2 separate regions of the Homo sapiens genome follow, and region 2 is linked to region 1. The links are chromatin loops, found by intact Hi-C in ENCODE. Cell type or tissue: dorsolateral prefrontal cortex. All regions are shown on one strand.

What was found. A loop is a pair of places that touch in the nucleus more often than their neighbours do. Peaks named below come from ENCODE experiments on the same cell type or tissue, not always from the same donor. Only the 100,000 strongest peaks of a DNase experiment are listed, where the experiment ranks them.
Region 2: a loop joins it to region 1, with 8 times the contacts of the local background. A loop is called at or near these places in 102 of 110 quality-filtered maps.

The regions. Positions count from the first base shown.
Region 1 is chr11:114,256,914-114,264,913 of GRCh38, forward strand. It overlaps a transcript of NNMT not described here. Among named protein-coding and RNA genes, the nearest start is that of NNMT, 35 kb to the right of the region's middle. RefSeq lists an enhancer at 702-1,230. In dorsolateral prefrontal cortex, CTCF peaks have their summits at 1,155, 4,310 (motif pointing left), 5,978, 6,187 and 1 weaker place; DNase peaks (open chromatin) are centred at 1,068, 2,358, 4,308, 5,978 and 4 weaker places; H3K4me3 peaks cover 396 bases; H3K27ac peaks cover 4,336 bases.
Region 2 is chr11:113,990,411-113,998,410 of GRCh38, forward strand. LOC124902760 (a long non-coding RNA gene) reads right to left here. Exons shown (of 2, transcript XR_007062895.1): 2 at 5,551-5,660. Among named protein-coding and RNA genes, the nearest start is that of HTR3A, 19 kb to the left of the region's middle. In dorsolateral prefrontal cortex, CTCF peaks have their summits at 4,136 (motif pointing right) and 4,336; DNase peaks (open chromatin) are centred at 1,921 and 4,132; H3K27ac peaks cover 1,510 bases.

The DNA of each region.
Region 1 (8,000 bases):
TGCTTCAGCACCTCTGCCTGAGGCCGTCCTCACTGCCTGTCTCTGACCAAAATAACCCCTCTCCTCCTCAAGACCCAGGGGACACAGCCATGATTGTCGTGCTGGGTCACTCCGGTAGGGTAAACCCACACCGAGCATCAGGCCTGGCCTCCAGCATCACCAGGAGTCGCAGGGAGCCATCACCCCACGCGCCACCGCCACCCACCTGGGGAGCCAAACAAGGCCTGGCCTGCCAGGGGTGGCACTGGGAGGGTTACCTTTCAGCCCTGTTCTCCTGGGGCCAAGACCCGGGTCTGTCTGACCCTGGGGTTGCTGAGCAGAAACCGCCTGGAGCTACCCCTACCACCGGACAATCTTCCCAGGAGGAGGAACAGGTGCAGCCTGGGGGCCTCCAGCCCCTAGAAGTTGCTTCTCTGTCTTTGCTTTCTCCTCTCCCTCTTTGCCGTCTGCTGTGCTTTCTTGACCCCTCCTGCCCCTCATCTTTTTCCTCTCTCCCAATCTTTTTTCTCTCCTTTCCACTCCTCCCCTCTCTTCCTCATCTGTGGTCTTTTCTCCTTTCTTTTTGCTTTTGTTTCTCTGTCCCACCTTATTTTCCCTCTCCACATATTTCTCATCTGGGAAACCAGTCCTTAACCAAATTCTGTGTTTTGATTTTGAGCAGTTGCCACCATTCCCCCAAGCCGTCCTGATCCTGGCTTTTCTTGGGCCCCTGCCTATTTCCTCACCCCCACACTCTACTCCAACTCCCCGACACACACACACAGACACACACACACAGCCTCCTCGCCCCTCCCCCAGCTCCCCTCCCCTCCCTCAGGCCTCAGCTTTCTCTTGACAGATGGGAGGGCAGTGAGCACTCCCTCTTTAAAACAACATTTAATCGCCGTTTTCTGTTCTTGGACATCAAAGCTGGGGCTTAGGCGCTGTGCTGGGGTCGCGGCGGCGCGGGCGCTGGGGGAGAGGAGGTGAGTGAATAGGGGCTGGGCTGAATGGGCTTTGTGTGACCGCCAGCTCTGCCAGCTTTACATGCTCTTTGACCCAGATATGATCTCATGGAGAGAAAGGGGCCCTGGCCAGGCCAGCCTGAGAATGCTCCCTCCGTGGCCTGACTCAACCCCTCTCCTCCCTGCCTGGGGCAGGCGGCCCCACTGCCGCCCCCTGCCAGCCCCGGCTGCCACTGCCCTCTGCCCCAACCCTGGCAATTGTGGGCAGCCTCCTCCAGAACACACTCACCAGGAGGGCACATTGCTGGGGTCAGAAGAGGGGACAGGCACCGAGGCAGGGGCTGGGAGGATGCCGCCGTGGGGCTGCAGGGTGTTCTCCAGGGACCTTAAGCGGGAGCTCCCCGCATGCCCTGTAGTCCTGGCTGGGTTCAAGGAGGCGTTTGGGTCATTTCAGCCTTAGCAGCTCTCCTCCCAGTCGCTCTGAGGAACTCCTCTCCTGACCAAAGTGGAGAGCTGAGGCCCGGCGCCAGCAGAGGTTTGCTGAAGACTCAGGCAAGTTGCAGCCCGTGAGAAGAGGCATAAGGGAAGCCAAGGCCAAGGCCGCCTCCCTCCACTCAGCACGGCCAGGCCTTCCCATGTGGGAGCCCCTCACGCCCCTGGCACCAGGAAGGGAGGGGATTGGGGATCTGAAGATGACTGGCCTCAGTGCCCTGCTTCAGCCCAGACCCTCTGTCACTTCCATCCTCTGCTTTGCTTGCTGCCCAGAGCGATTTTCCAAAAATGCAAATAGCATCATGTCGCTCCCTAGATGAGAGTCCCTGGTGACTCCTCAGTACTCTGAGGATGGAATTCAAACTCCTTAACAAAGTTCCAAGACACCCTGAGTGACAGAGCCCCTGCTCAGCACCCAACTTCGTCTTAAGATCACTCTTGAGCCCCTCGGCCAACCCCTACTCTGCTCCAGCCGATGGGACCACGGGTGTTCTGGGCCACACCGAGCTCCATTCCCCTGTGGGCCTGTGCGTGTGCTGTTTCCTCTTCTGAGAGCTACGCAAACACACACACCCCTTCTGTCTGGCTCTCTCAACTTCTCCTTTTTCACTTTTCAGCTCAAACCTTCTCTCAGGAAGCCTTCCCTGGACCCCTGAAGCTAAATTAGGCATAGAGTCTCTATAGTACCATTTAGTCACCTGTTTCCTTAACTGTCACCATTACCAGACTGTCAGTTCCTTGAGGTCAGGAATTGTGTGTTATCTATCTTTGTGTTTCCAGAGCTTCATGCTGCCTGGCACATGATAGGCACCCGGTAAATCTTTGTTGTATAAATAGATGAAAGAAAGAGAGGGAGAAGGAGGGAAACAGAGAGGTAATTAGCACTCCAGGGCTCATGTTGCAGTTGTCAGGGGCACGTGAGAGCAGGGAAGGAGGAACATCACATGCCCGCTCGGGCACCTCCCCAGGACACGTGTACACACACGCAGAGGCCCAGTGGGGGGGGGGGAGCTCCTGCATCCCCACACCTGTGCTCATGTCGATTCATAGACCACCTGACCCGTGTCTGCCGCATGCCAGAGGAAGGAGCAGGAGGCAACAGGGCAGTGGTGCTTCATAGTTGGGAGCTGCCTGGGTGTTGCTGGGCAGGATGCGGGGCAGGAGAGGGGCTGGGGGGTTGCATATGTAGACACCTGGTCCTTGGCCCATGGGGGCAGGTCCATCCCCCAGCTCTCTGTGTGGTTTCAGGCCCAGCCCCGCCGCCATCCCCACTTCCACTCGTGGGCTGGCAGGAGGGCAGGCTCCTCTCCAGGCTGCGTTTTCTGCACCCAGGGGGTGCCTCAGTGAAAGTGAACTCGCTCATTTAAACCTGACTCTGCCGCCCTGCAGCCCCCTGCAGCGCTAATTACCCTGTAGTTCTAAACTGATTGCTGTACACTAAGCTTAAGCCCTCCTTTATTTATTTACTGACTACATTAATAGCAAAGCCACGCTGCGTTCAGCCGCTCCCAACTGTACACCGGCTGGCTGCACCCGTTCCCTCATGTCTTCCCAGGGAGGCAGGGTGGAGAGATGCAGCCTGGCACAAGGCCCCCTTACCCACCACCCTGACTGAATCTCCAGGGCCAGACAACATGAGAAATCACTGACTTCATCCATACCTACTCTGGGACCCGATGGGGCTCCTCTTATTCTGACTCTATGACAGAGTGGGAACATACAACACACAACAGCTCACCAAGCAGAGGGGTCTGCTATTCACAGCACACTCAGAATGCTGCCTTTCAGCCTTCACTTGTGGGATGAGACGCTGAGCGCTGGCCTCATTTTACAGATGGGTAAACTGAGGCTGTGGCTCCATAGCTGGTAGGTGGTATCTCAGGCATGCTGTCCATCGCGGAGATGGCCGCCCCACTTGTCCCCACCCAGCCAGCTTTGACAATTTCTGTTGTGTGTTCCCATAACTTCTACCCCTTGCCACGAGAAAGGAAGCCCTTCCCTATGTGGAACTGAAACTGCTTTTTTGCTCTCAGCTTTTCTGCCTCATTCACCTGCTTGTCCAGAATTTGCTGGCAACTTTGGGAATACAGCCTTTCCTTCATTCTCAGCCTTTACCAAGCAGGTCTAAGTCAGACCTTCGATGCCAATCCCCACTTCCCTCCAGCACTCACACATCCAGGGATGTCTGGGGAGAGGAGGCCCGCTCCGGGCTCCGGTGTGGTCAAGCCCTGCTGGTTCTCCCATTCTGGGGTACAGAGGTGCTCATAAACACTGTCCTTGCCTGCATCTCTGAGTGCCCTCAAATCCCCTGAGGCAGAGCTGGGCCCTGGCCTTGGGGCACAGCAGCTCTCTGAAGACCAGATGGGCCCCATCAGGGTGCAGCATACGGACCCACGGAACCAAGCACCCAGGCTCTACTCTGATGCCAAATAGCTTGGTGGCTGCCGTGCGGTGCACCCTAGAGGAAGAGGGGCAGCTGAGATTTGGCAGAATCTGGGATTCAGTCGAGGGGACCTGGGTTTGAGGCCAGCTCTGCTGTGCACCGCGTGACCTTCACTGTATCTCAAAGGCTCCCGAAGGCCTCACTTCCTCAACCCTAAGACTGGGGTCAGCAAATACCTAGCCCACCCATCCTCAGGACAATTGTGAAGCCAACTAGAGTAACGACGTGAATCAGCTTTCTAAACACCACGATGCTATAAACGTGAGTTATCAATGGGGACAGGCTCTGGCTGGTCTGGAAGGGGAGCTGGGGTCCTAGACATTTATTTCCAGAACAGGAGCCCACGGAGCCAGGGACCCAGGAGCCTGGGATTCTGGAGTAGTGAGGCTGCTGCCGGCATCTCCGGGACTCTGTCTCCACCTAGTGGGCACTGACTGCAGGTGCTTCTGCTGCTAAGGCCGCCTGGAAAGCAACTGGGGTTGCACATCCCCTTAAAAGCTGCCTTGGGGCCGGGCGCGGTGGCTCACGCCTGTAATCCCAGCACTTTGGGAGGCCGAGGCGGGTGGATCACCTGAAGTCGGGAGTTTGAGACCAGCCTGGCCAACATGGAGAAACCCCATCTCTACTAAAAATAAAAATAAATTAGCCGGGTGTGGTGGTGCATGCCTGTAATCCCAGCTACTCGGGAGGCTGAGGCAGGAGAATCGCTTGAACCCGGGAGATGGAGGTTGCGGTGAGCCGAGATGGCGCCATTGCATTCCAGCCTGGGCGACAAGAGCGAAACTCCATCTCAAAACAAACAAACAAACAAACAAACAAAAAGCTGCCTTGGTTCCTTTGGGTCCCCTGCTATCCCAGGTCAGGGTAGGGCTGAGTAAGGAGGGAATGTGGTTCAGATTTGTGCCAGAGAAGAAACGCTTTAAACTACTCGGGGTTGGGGGACGGTGTTCCGCTGGGCCTTTCCAGAAGTCTTCCTAAGTCAATAGTTCTTTCTTGACTTTTCTTCTCCCATCCACCAACTGGCCATATCAAATCCAACTCCTCCCATCCCTAAAAAGCTGAGTGGGAAGCTGCTGTCAGTCAGCCCTAACCCCAGGGATACGCGAGGCCTCATCTTGCACTGAGGGAAGATCAACCTCAGATGGAATTCAGCTTCTCGGAAGCTTTGTGACTGGGAAAGAAGCAGGCAGGCCTCGAAGGGTTTGCAGAAGGAGCCCAGAGTGCCCCTAGGGCTGGGTCACTGAGACCCTGGGACGTGACAGTAAAAGGCTACAGGGCAATGGGACAAACTCTTACTTCCTGAGGTCCTGAACCTTCCGAAAGCCTAGAAAACCCATAATGGAGGGTCGCTGAAGTCAGCTCCTGCCTTTAAATCCAACTGCCCTTTTTAAATTTTATTTTTATTTTTTATCTTCAGCTTTTAAGTTCAGGGGTACATGTGCCGGATGTGCAGGTTTGTTCCATAGGCAAACATGCGCCTTGGTGGTTTGCGGCACAGATCATCCCATCACCTAGTTACTAAGCCCAGCATTCCTTAGCTATTCTTCCTCATGCTCTCCCTTTCACCCCCAACCCAACACAGGCCCCGGTGTGTGTTGTTCCCCTCCACGTGTCCATGTGTTCTCATTGTTCAGCTCCCACTTATAAGTGAGAACATGCGGTGTTTGGTTTTTTGTCGAACTGCCCTTTTAATGCAGTGAGTGAGACTGGTGCCTGTCCTAAACCCTCCACACCCCACTTTCAGCTCTCAGAACCAGTTCACCAGCCAACCCCTGCACTTGGCCTACAGATGATTTGACTGGAAGTGATCTTAGGACAGGTCATCTTTTCACTCTCCTTGCCTCTGTGCGCTTCCAGCCATCTCAAATGGATGCAACTAAATGGTTTGGAAAACCCCTCCAACACGAAACTTCTAGGATTCTAGGACTCTAGGACTCTACTATAGAGCCAACTATAAAGATCCTCAGAAAAACACATACCCCTGGCTCCCTATCACCTGTCAGCACTTTTTAAAGCAGCAGCATTTCACTTTGTTTTCCCCTCCACGCCGACCAGTGTGGTCTTCAGCATAGAGTGAGCTTCTAGTGACACGAGCTGGAGGGAAAGAGGAAGTGCATCAGGACGGCTCGTCCAATGGACAAGGTAAGGGAAAGATCTTCCCTAATAACTCTCCATTTGGGAAGGAGGGAGTCACAAATGGCAGGGGAGGTGGGGACACTGGCCCTCACCAGCTCAACTTGAGGAATACTCACCTTACTCTCAGAAATCTGTCGATTACCATTCCTCCTTCACCCCCATCCCAAGCATGGGTACTTGACCTTTTCCTGAATTCTCCACAGCTGACACCAGCTGAATGCTTTTCCTGAATTCTCTGGCACAGCTGAGACCAGCCTGGGATATTTAAATTAGATTTCTCTGAAGTCTCAAGGATGGCAAAAGAAAACAAGCACCAATGAAACTGAGTACCCCCCCTGTTTCTAAGAGAAAAAAAGTTAATTTTTACAGTTATGATTATTTTCTCTTTTCTCTTTTCTCCTATTCCCTGCTTCCTACTTAGCTCTTTAGAAATGATTATAACCTTTACCTTCCCTTCACCAGACACTCCCTTCTGGGCAAGCTTATCTGACTGTGTGCTTACTTAGCAGCTCCAGAGCTGAGCTCTCTCCTACCAGGAGCTTGCGTCGAGAGACAGCAGTCAATTATTTACAACCTGAAGGGTGCCCATTACAAAACTCTTTCCCACCTGAAGAGTATCTCAAAATCATGGCCACTTTATAACCTAGCTCTGCCCACGATGGCACCAGCTCAACCACCTGGCAGATAACGCACAAACCACGTAGACCCCACACCTGCTCGCTCCCTCCCCTGTATGCCGTTCAAATTAAGTCCCCCTTTAAAAGTCCCGAATTTCTGCCCCAAAAGTGAAGTGCTAGCCTTAAAGGCAGAAGCCTGGACTTCCTCCCCTAAGCTAAACTTTGGAATAAAGTCAGTGTCTTTATACCAGACCTCTTGTTAGTTGAACTCTACAAGTGGCAAGCAACTGAACCTCCATTTTGGTTACACCAAGAACAGCATAACATTAGATCATCTGGTTCACAGGCAGCAGCATGGCTCCCATATCATGCCTTCCTGCCTGGTTCTCTGCCTGCCTTCAGGAGACAGGGCCTGTCTTTAATCCCTGCCACTGACAAGCCTGATAAAGTGAGACCCAGAGTGACGTGGGCTTCCTGTTTCTAATGGACTATGTGTCCATCCTCTTATTAAAAGTCAGCTCCTCCTCTTGGGCTCTGGATCATATCCTCTCAGTCTTTCCAAGCCCTTTGCTCCTGTGCTTGTCTTCTGTTTGCTACATCCATTTCCCCCTCTCTTCCTAATTATTCACATCAGCATAGAACACCTCCCATTTTAGCAAACCTTTCCTTGAGCCCACATCCCCCTTTAGCTTCCACCCATATTTCTCTCTTCCTTGGAAGAGCAAAATTCTAGAGAGCTGTCTGCAGACACTGTCTTCCTTCCTTTTTCTTACAACAATTTCCAATTTGAGTTTTATCTCTGTTATTCCTTTAAAATTGTCTTTTCAAGTTCACTAGTGGTTCCACCATGCAAAATGCAATGGCTTCTTTGCTGATCTGAAAATATAGGATTAACAAACTCAGTTTCTTCCTGCCACCCTCTCACAACATAGTCACATGCAGCTTCTGACACCTAATGTAGGGGGCTTCTCCCCACACACCAAGCAAGCACTCCTCCAGTAGCTGACACCAGCTGGGTGCTCTCTAACTCAATTCCATTCCAACACTACCTACCTGGAGATAGCATCAGATCCCACAGGTTAAGGGTTCAGTCCCACAAAAGCGCCTCCCACTTCCAATGCCAATCACAAGCTCCAGGTTGTTTGATCCGTGCTTCTGATGACCAGCTATATATCAGGGTTCCCACAACCTCCTCATTGGGTTTGATTAATTTGCTAGAGTGGTTCACTGAACTTAGGGAAACATCTACATTTACCTATTTACTATAAAAGATATTACAAAGGATACAGTTGAAGAGATGCATAGGGCAAAGTATGGGAAGGGGCTTGGCACTTCCATACCCTCCCTGGGTGTGCCACTCTCCAGGAA
Region 2 (8,000 bases), 270 kb before region 1:
TGTGCACGACATGCAGGTTTGTTACATATGTATACATGGGCCATGCTGGTATGCTGCACCCATTAACTCATCATTTAGCATTAGGTATATCTCCTAATGCTATCCCTCCCCGCTCCCCGCTAGACTCTCTTCTTAACCATTTGTCAGCAGCTTTGGGAAGAGGTTGGATGGTTAGAAGAAGAGATTTACAGTTAGTTAATCCCAACACTTTGGGAGGTCGAGACAGGCAGATCACTGGAGGTCAGGAGTTCGAGACCAGCCTGGCCAACATGGTGAAACCCTCCTCTACAAAAAGAAAGCCAAAAATACAAAAATTAGCCAGGCATGGTGGTGCATGCCTGTAATCCCAGCTGACTGGGAGGCTGAGGCAGGAGAATCATTTGAAGCTGGGAGGCAGAGGTTGCAGTGAGCTGAGATCATACCACTGCACTCCATCCTATGTGACAGAGCTAGATTCTGTTAAAAAAAAAAAAAAAAAAAGAAGAAGAGATTGGTGCCTCTAGGCCCAGGAAACTGGGAGATGACAAATAGGTTGAAAAGCATTTGCACAGGAAGGATAAACACCAACTTCATGATATTAGGGATCTGGAAAAGGAGTGGAGGATGAGACTAAGGAGGGGTATACAGGGATTCTCAGTTATATTAGTTTTTTAATTTAAATTAAATGGTGGGTTTGCAGTTATGTAAGTTACTCTTTGTACTTTAAGTAGCTGTTATAAGAAGAAACACTAGGAGGTGGGATTTAAGGTATGAGGGTCAGGACCAAGAACACTTAGCAATGGAGAGAAAAGAGGGGGAATCTCGGCTTTGCAACCCCTTGGAAAGATGCTGGAAGGGTCCACACAGCCCTGTTACCTGGGCTCATGATCTTTTAGTGAAGGTGGGAGCAAGCTCTCTCCCTGCAAGTGGATACTGCAACGGAATGGAGATGAGAGCTTCAGCACCACGGCCAGCACCAGCTGGTTTGGTGTTTGGTCATTGAATACTGTCTAACTGGCCGGTTGCTCCTAAGATGAACTAGGAATGAAGTTTCATCTGATACTTCCACTCCAGACATATGTGCTTTTGATTCTAGTTATCAGGGATTCATTAGAAATTTTATATTTATTTTTGCTTTGTTGATGGATAGAGATTAGGGTCTCCCAGCAAAAAGCAAAAGATTGTGAGGCTGGGGATTGGCCCTCACAATCGTTGTCTCCTGCTGAGCAGAGATTGGGCTAAAGATGGGGAGTGTTCATCACTTCTTTCTTGGGATGTCCCCTGGCCCCCATCTGTTGGAGCCTGGTCTGAGAACCAAAAGCTGCCCCATTCCACTAGGACTTGCTTGGACTAGCCATGCTGTTTGGTGATTCTCATGTCTCAGGCCAGAGGGATAGGAAGGTGAACATTCTGGCACTGTCAATGCATCACTGGTCAGTAAACGGGTGGCTACTGGCAAAGTGTCCAACCAGAGAGCTAGTAAGACACTAATCATCCTATTGATTCTCCATCTTTCTCTCCCCACCCTTCACCCACAGTCAATGGGGTGACAGAGCCCAGCATCGAGGCAGCCAATTAATCACCTTGAGAATGAGCCACCACATGTAACATCTTCTGCTCCAGTAGCTACATCCAATCAGCTCATAGATCTGGCATGTGGGCTGTGTTGCCCAGGTATGAGAAACTGAGGCCCAGGGCCAGAGACCCCCGCAGTGCACTAACTCCTGATCATCAGTACAAATCTTGGTCTTCTCCCAAGGAGACTTTTGCTCCATCGAGGGTATGAGAACATCCAGAATTTCCCTCCCACCTGTTATACCTCCTGGAAGCTGCTTCCTCCCCTCCTCTTGACACTTTAGCCAGTTGCCTCTCATTCTGTCCTAGCAGAGAGGAGACCAGAAACACTCATGTCTTTATAAGTGCTTCCGGGAAGCTTGCCAAGTCTCTTGCCCATCTCCGCTTCTCTCCTGCAGCCTTCTCTATTCACCAACAAGTACACTCAGTTCTCATTTCCTTTTCCCATTTACCCCGTTTCTCAGTGATGTTATTTCTACTAAAAAGATTCCATCAAAGGTGCTGAAAGTGCCCAGCCTGAACCCTTCTGTGAGTTTGTGACTGGCACTGCTTCAAAGCCATGGAGTCTGTCTCCTGCCATCCTGGAAAGGAGGCTGCCTTTCCTCTGGACGTTGGCAACCTGGCCTCAAGGATCTCAAGGGCACCTCCCAGGAGTGGACACTCAGTGGTTTTCTGAATAGCTCAGGCAGACTGGCTGCACTCAGAGGCCAGGATATGGGCATAGGGGAGATTCCCTTCAGAGAACACGAGGCAGAAAAGTTGCCTGGTTGGGTGAAGGAGGGGGAGGAAGAGCTTGCAGAGAGGTGCAGTTCAGCATTCACCAGCCAGATCCTCTTCCCTCCCCCACCTCCCCCCAGCTTCTGAATCAATACATTTTGAATCTAATCTAATAACAGAGATTTAATGAGGGGATAATGCATGTGGAGCCGCCAGGCGCTTTGTCTCTTCTTTCATGCAGCAGCTGGGGCCCATTATCTGGGGACAATGCCCCGTGCTAATCACTCCCTCTCTCTCCTCCCTCCCAAATGTTTGGGGAGGGGAGGTGAGCGAAAGAGGGCAGCTCCTCCCTTGATTGGAGGGAAGTGGAAGGGTGGAGGGGGGAGGATGAAGTCGAGAAGGTTCTGGATGGTTCCCACACAATAGTCTTGACCTGACGCCAACTCACTGGTCTTCTTCCCGGGCCACACTGTGCACCCTGATCAGTGAGAGGTTGGGGGAGCCCTACCAGTGCATACAAACAGCAGATAATTAATTATCAGCTGCAGTATCAGCTCTGGAAGTTGGGTATTTTTTTTTCTTTTTTCTAACTTGGTCCTCTATAATTTAAGCTATCCCATTGAGGCCTGTGATTGGCCAGCCCTGACTGTCATGGTTAGAGAATTAAACCCTGGTTTTAGAGACCAAGAATATCCCTCTCTGAAACAGAAGCCTGATCTATATTCTCTTTCTACTATCTGGAGGCATGGAGTTTAGACTGTAGGAAGAACTTTCTGATAATGCTATTACTAACATGAATTAGATCGGGAGTGGAAAGGGAAGGATTGGAATCTCATTTCCTAGAAGACTTTAAAAAGAGACCTTTATCTGTTGAGGTTGGGAAGGGGCAGATCAGGAAGAAGAGAAGATCTGCCTTGATTTCCTATCAGAGGTCCAGTTGGGAGGGCTCCCAGAGCTGGCACACCCAAAGCCTGACCACTCCTATTCATTTTTTGAAACATACTTATTGAGGACAGTGAAAGAGTGCCGTGTGAACAGGGAGATTCAAAACTTGAAATCTGGCCCCAACACAGGCTAGCTCTGAAACCCTGGACAAGCACTTAGCTGCCCTGTACTTCAATCTTCTCACCTGTAAAATGGGAATCATATTAGTACATGGCTCATAGGTGTGGTGGGGACCGTGCTCCCAATATGGAGCAAAAGTCCAGGAAATCATGAGGCTGTGGTGGGGAGACGGCTAGAGGCGTATCGGCCCTTCTCGGATGGCTCACATCTCATTCTGAATGGGTGAGAACTGCTCATAGGGCACTGTGGAGGAGAAGCCTTTCTCCTTCATGTCCCCATTTTACAAATGAGCGAGTGAGATGAACTGGTCACTCAGCATAAGCCCAGAGGGGGATGAAGCTCCTGTCCCTATCAGGCTGAATCCAGACCTCTGTGTCCAACACTTTCCTGACTCTTTTCTCCCATTACCACCTTCCCTCCTTTGCCTCTGCACACTCAGAGCTTCTTTGCACACGGTTCCTCCCTAAAACCACACCTTTGAGTTCCTGCTCTGGGAAAGCCTATGGGATACTGGCAAACTTTTCTGTGCTCCTCCTATGCAACACCACCTGCTGTGTCCCTGTATCTGCAAAGAGAGCTAAACTCTTGGCAGACAGACACATCATGAGTATGACAGCTGGGACTAGGGGAGCCTGGAAATTCACCACCATGAGCCTGGGAGAACTCCAACCCCCCCCTCCCAACCCCCGTCCCACTTCAGATGGAAAGAAGTATCCATCCTAAAGACCCCAGTGAGATGTCAATCTTTGGCCGGGGCGGCCACAACCCTGCCTTCTAAGTGGTTTCCACAAGGTGGCAGCAAAGTCCAGAAGTTCTATGGAGGGGCCTTTAGGAACTATTTTGTTGCCCCCTTCCGTCCCCCAGCCTCAAAATAAAACCCTCATCCCTCTCCAGGGGCCTTTGAAGCCCCCTTCCTTCAAGGCCAATACTTTCCTTTGGGCCATCATTAAGGACTGTGCTCCAGAGTGCTTTGGAGTGCTTTTACTCTATTCTGATGCTCTGGCAGAGGCCAGCCCCCAGTCCCCACCCCATCACACACCTGTGCCCATGCAGATCCCCCAGCAACTCAGCCTCCTACTTATGTGCTCACACCTGGACCTCACCTTCAGCTACACGTGTAGTTAGTTGCTCCAGCTATTTCCCTTTCTGCTGTTGCAATGAAGATATTGATGCCTGATGGCAAAGAAGGCCATTTTACCCCAAACCCACGTATACAGAGGCTACAGACTCTCTGCCTTTCTCTTCTGCCCATGTCTCTAAAGCCCCAACTCCAGCTCATCTCACACTGGCTTTGAGGTGCTCCTCAATGGTCCTAGGAAATGAGGGGCAAGAGTGAGGTGCTGCCCGGAGCAGGAGCTGGGGGAGGACGAGGTCCGTGGTTAGATGGGGAGGACGCGACCCTGGGAGATGTTCACTCATCAAAGGGCTCCAGGGCAAGGACTGGAGAGAGGAAGTTGGTTCTAGGTAGGGTTTTCGTGACATGATTGCCTCACCCATCCCATGGCAGGTGCTGTTGCTCCTGCTAGCTGTGTGGACTAGTTTCCTGTTGCTGCCGTAACAAGTCACCAATGTGAAACACAAATTTGTTATCATACAGTTCTGGTGGTCAGAAGTCCAACACATGGATCCACAGGGCTGTGTTCCTTCTGGGAAATCTAGGAGAGAATCTGTTTCCTTGCCTTTCCCGGATTCCAGATGCAAGACACCTGCACCTGTATTCCTCAGTTCGCAGTCCCTTTCTTCAGCTTCAAAGCCAGGAGCTCAGTACCTTTGACTCCTCTCTCTCTCTCTCTCTCTCTCTGTGTGTGTGTGTGTGTGTGTGTGTGTGTGTATCTCATCTCTGCTTCTCTGCTTTGCTTTGTCACATCTCCTTCTCTGACTCTCCTAACTCCATCTTTCCTTTATAAAAACCTTTGTGGTTATAAAGGGCCCATCTAGATAATTTAAAATAATCTCCTCATCTCAAGATTCCTAAATTAATTACACTACAAAGTCCCTTTCATCTTGCACCTTAACATAATCACATGTTCTGGGGATTGGGAAGTGGGCATCTTTGGGGGCCCATCATTCTGTCTACTATCCTGAGACCTTAGGCACTTTGCTTTACTTCCCTGTTTCCTCACCTGTAAAGGTGACATCATAAAAGCACTGCCTTATGGATTGCTGTGAAGAATAAAGGAGCTGATACAGGTAAAGGGTCTGGCACAAAGTAAATGGTTGACAAATTTCAACTATGGTTTTATTATTGTTCGTATGTATAAATCTAGAAGCTTCCTGCACAACAAAGTTGAGGTATGGTTCATCACAGACCCGTTGAATTAATACTGTAAAGGAAATAATACTTTTTATCAGGCATTTGTGTAAAATGGCAACTTTGTGGTGATGAATATTGAGTTCCTTTACAACTTTGTTTTTTTAGACAGAGTCTTGCTCTGTCACCCACGCTGGGGTGCAGTGGCACAGTCTTGGCTCACTGCAACCTCTGCCTCTGGGTTCAAGCAATTCTCCTGTCTCATCCTCCTGAGTAACTGGGATTATATTTATTTAATCTCATGCACCATGCGATGGCAATGAAGGTTTACCCAAAACCCATGTATACACAGGCTATGGAGGACTCTCTGCTTTTCTCTTCTGCCCATGTCTCTAAAGCCCCAAATCCAGCCCATCCCACACTGGCTCTGAGGTGCTCCTCAATGGTCCTAGGAAATGAGGGGCAAGAGTGAGGTGCTGCCCAGAGCAGGAGCTAGGGGAGGGCAAGGGTCCTCCCCCAGCCAGGTCCACACCTGGCTCATTTTTGTATTTTTAGTAGAGATAGGGTTTTGCCATGTTGGCCTGGCTAATCTCAAACTCCTGGCCTCAAGTGATCTGCCCACCTCGGCCTCCCAAAGCGCTGGGATTACAGGCGTGAGCCACTGTGCCCAGCCCCTTTATAACTTTAGAAGAAGAGAATAGAAAAGCAGAGTCATGGAGGTAATGATTCCAGGACACCAGACTGGCAGGAGACAGATGGTCAGGCCAAAGACGACCTCTGTCTTTTCCCTACCTCCTCCTACTCCCAGGATCTGCTCATCTTCCTGGGAAGATGAGGGGTTTAGATGGTGGTAAGCACTTTTTTTGAGCAGAGTCTTGCTCTGTCGCCCAGGCTGGAGTGCAGGGGCATGATCTCTGCTCACTCCAACCTCTGCCTCCTGGATTCAGGCAATTCTTGTGCCTCAGCCTCCCAAGTAGCTGGGACTACAGGTTTGTGCCACCACTCACAGCTAATTTTTTTTTTTTTTTGGTAGAGATGGGGTCTCACTATGATGGCCTGGCTGGTCTCAAACTCCTGACCTGCCTCAGCCTCCCAAAGTGCTGGGATTTCAGGCGTGAGCCACTGCTCCCAGCCCAGATGGTGGTAAGGACTTCTTGAAGCAAGAGGTGTTAAACACAGAATGGGTGTAGAATTATTCACTCAGAAGCCTTTAACAGAGACACCCACCCCTTCCAAGCCTCTCCTGTAGAGGCAGGAGATGGACAGGATGACCTCTAGAGACCTTCTGAGCTTCAGGTCCAGGAAATCCTGCCTTTCCATCTGCGTGACACCTAATCAAGGGCTCAGGCTCCAGCTCTGTGCACTCCATCCTTTCTTCTTGGTCAACCCTTCCACCCCCCCTGCCCTTTTCCCCCAAGGGCTCGTTTTTCTGGTTCTTACTAATGAAACTCAAATCCATATGGGCTTGTCTTTGGGCTTAAAATTCCCATGAGGTGTTCACTCCTAAAAGTCCCCTGAAGGTGAGCAGAGCATTTCTCCTCCTACTTTGTCCTCAGCCACGATGTGCTCTCTCAATGCCCTCTCCTACGTCTGTACTCTCCCAACAACTGTAATCCATGTGTTTATTGTTGGGTGATTTGTTTAGCATTTATCTGGCTCCCAGCCTGTAAGTCTTGGAGGCAAATATTTCACACCCTCTTTTCCACTCACACATCCCTTGACACACAGCTCACGCTTTGTATTTAGTGAGCATGGCAATGAATGAATGGACTGGGGCTGGGAACAGGGACATGGACCATGCAGAAGGAAGACCATATCTAAAACCCTTCTCTGGGCTACTCTTCAGCTCTCACCATCACTGCTGGTTTGAGTAGGGAGAAAAGAGTGGAGGCAGCTGAGAGTGAATCTTCTCTGAGACCCCTGAAGAAAATGAATCGGTGGCTCACGCCTGTAATCCCAGCACTTTGGGAGGCTGAAGTGGGTGGATCGCTTGAGTCCAGGAGTTTGAGACCAGCCTGGGCAACATAGTGAGACCCCGTCTCTACAAAAAATAAAAAAGTAGCTAGGCTCATCCCTCTAGTCCCAGTCCCTCAGGAGGCTGAGGCGGGAGGATGGATTGAGCCTAGCAGGTCGAGGCTGCAGTAAGCTGTGATCGTGCCACTGCACTCCAGCCTGGGCAACAGAACAAGTCCCTGTCTGAAATAAAGAAAAGAAAAGAAAACGAATCCTTTTCCCCCGGAAGTTCCACATTGTGCTCTAGTGGGTTTGGGGCTGTGTCTTCCAAAACCATGATCCCCTGTGGCAAGGACTTGACTGGATTTTACCCAGTGCCATATCGAGTCCTGCACGGTATGCTGGGCATAGGACAGAGGCTCAATCTTTGTAGAATTAATGAAGTGGGTGCTAGCGCAGG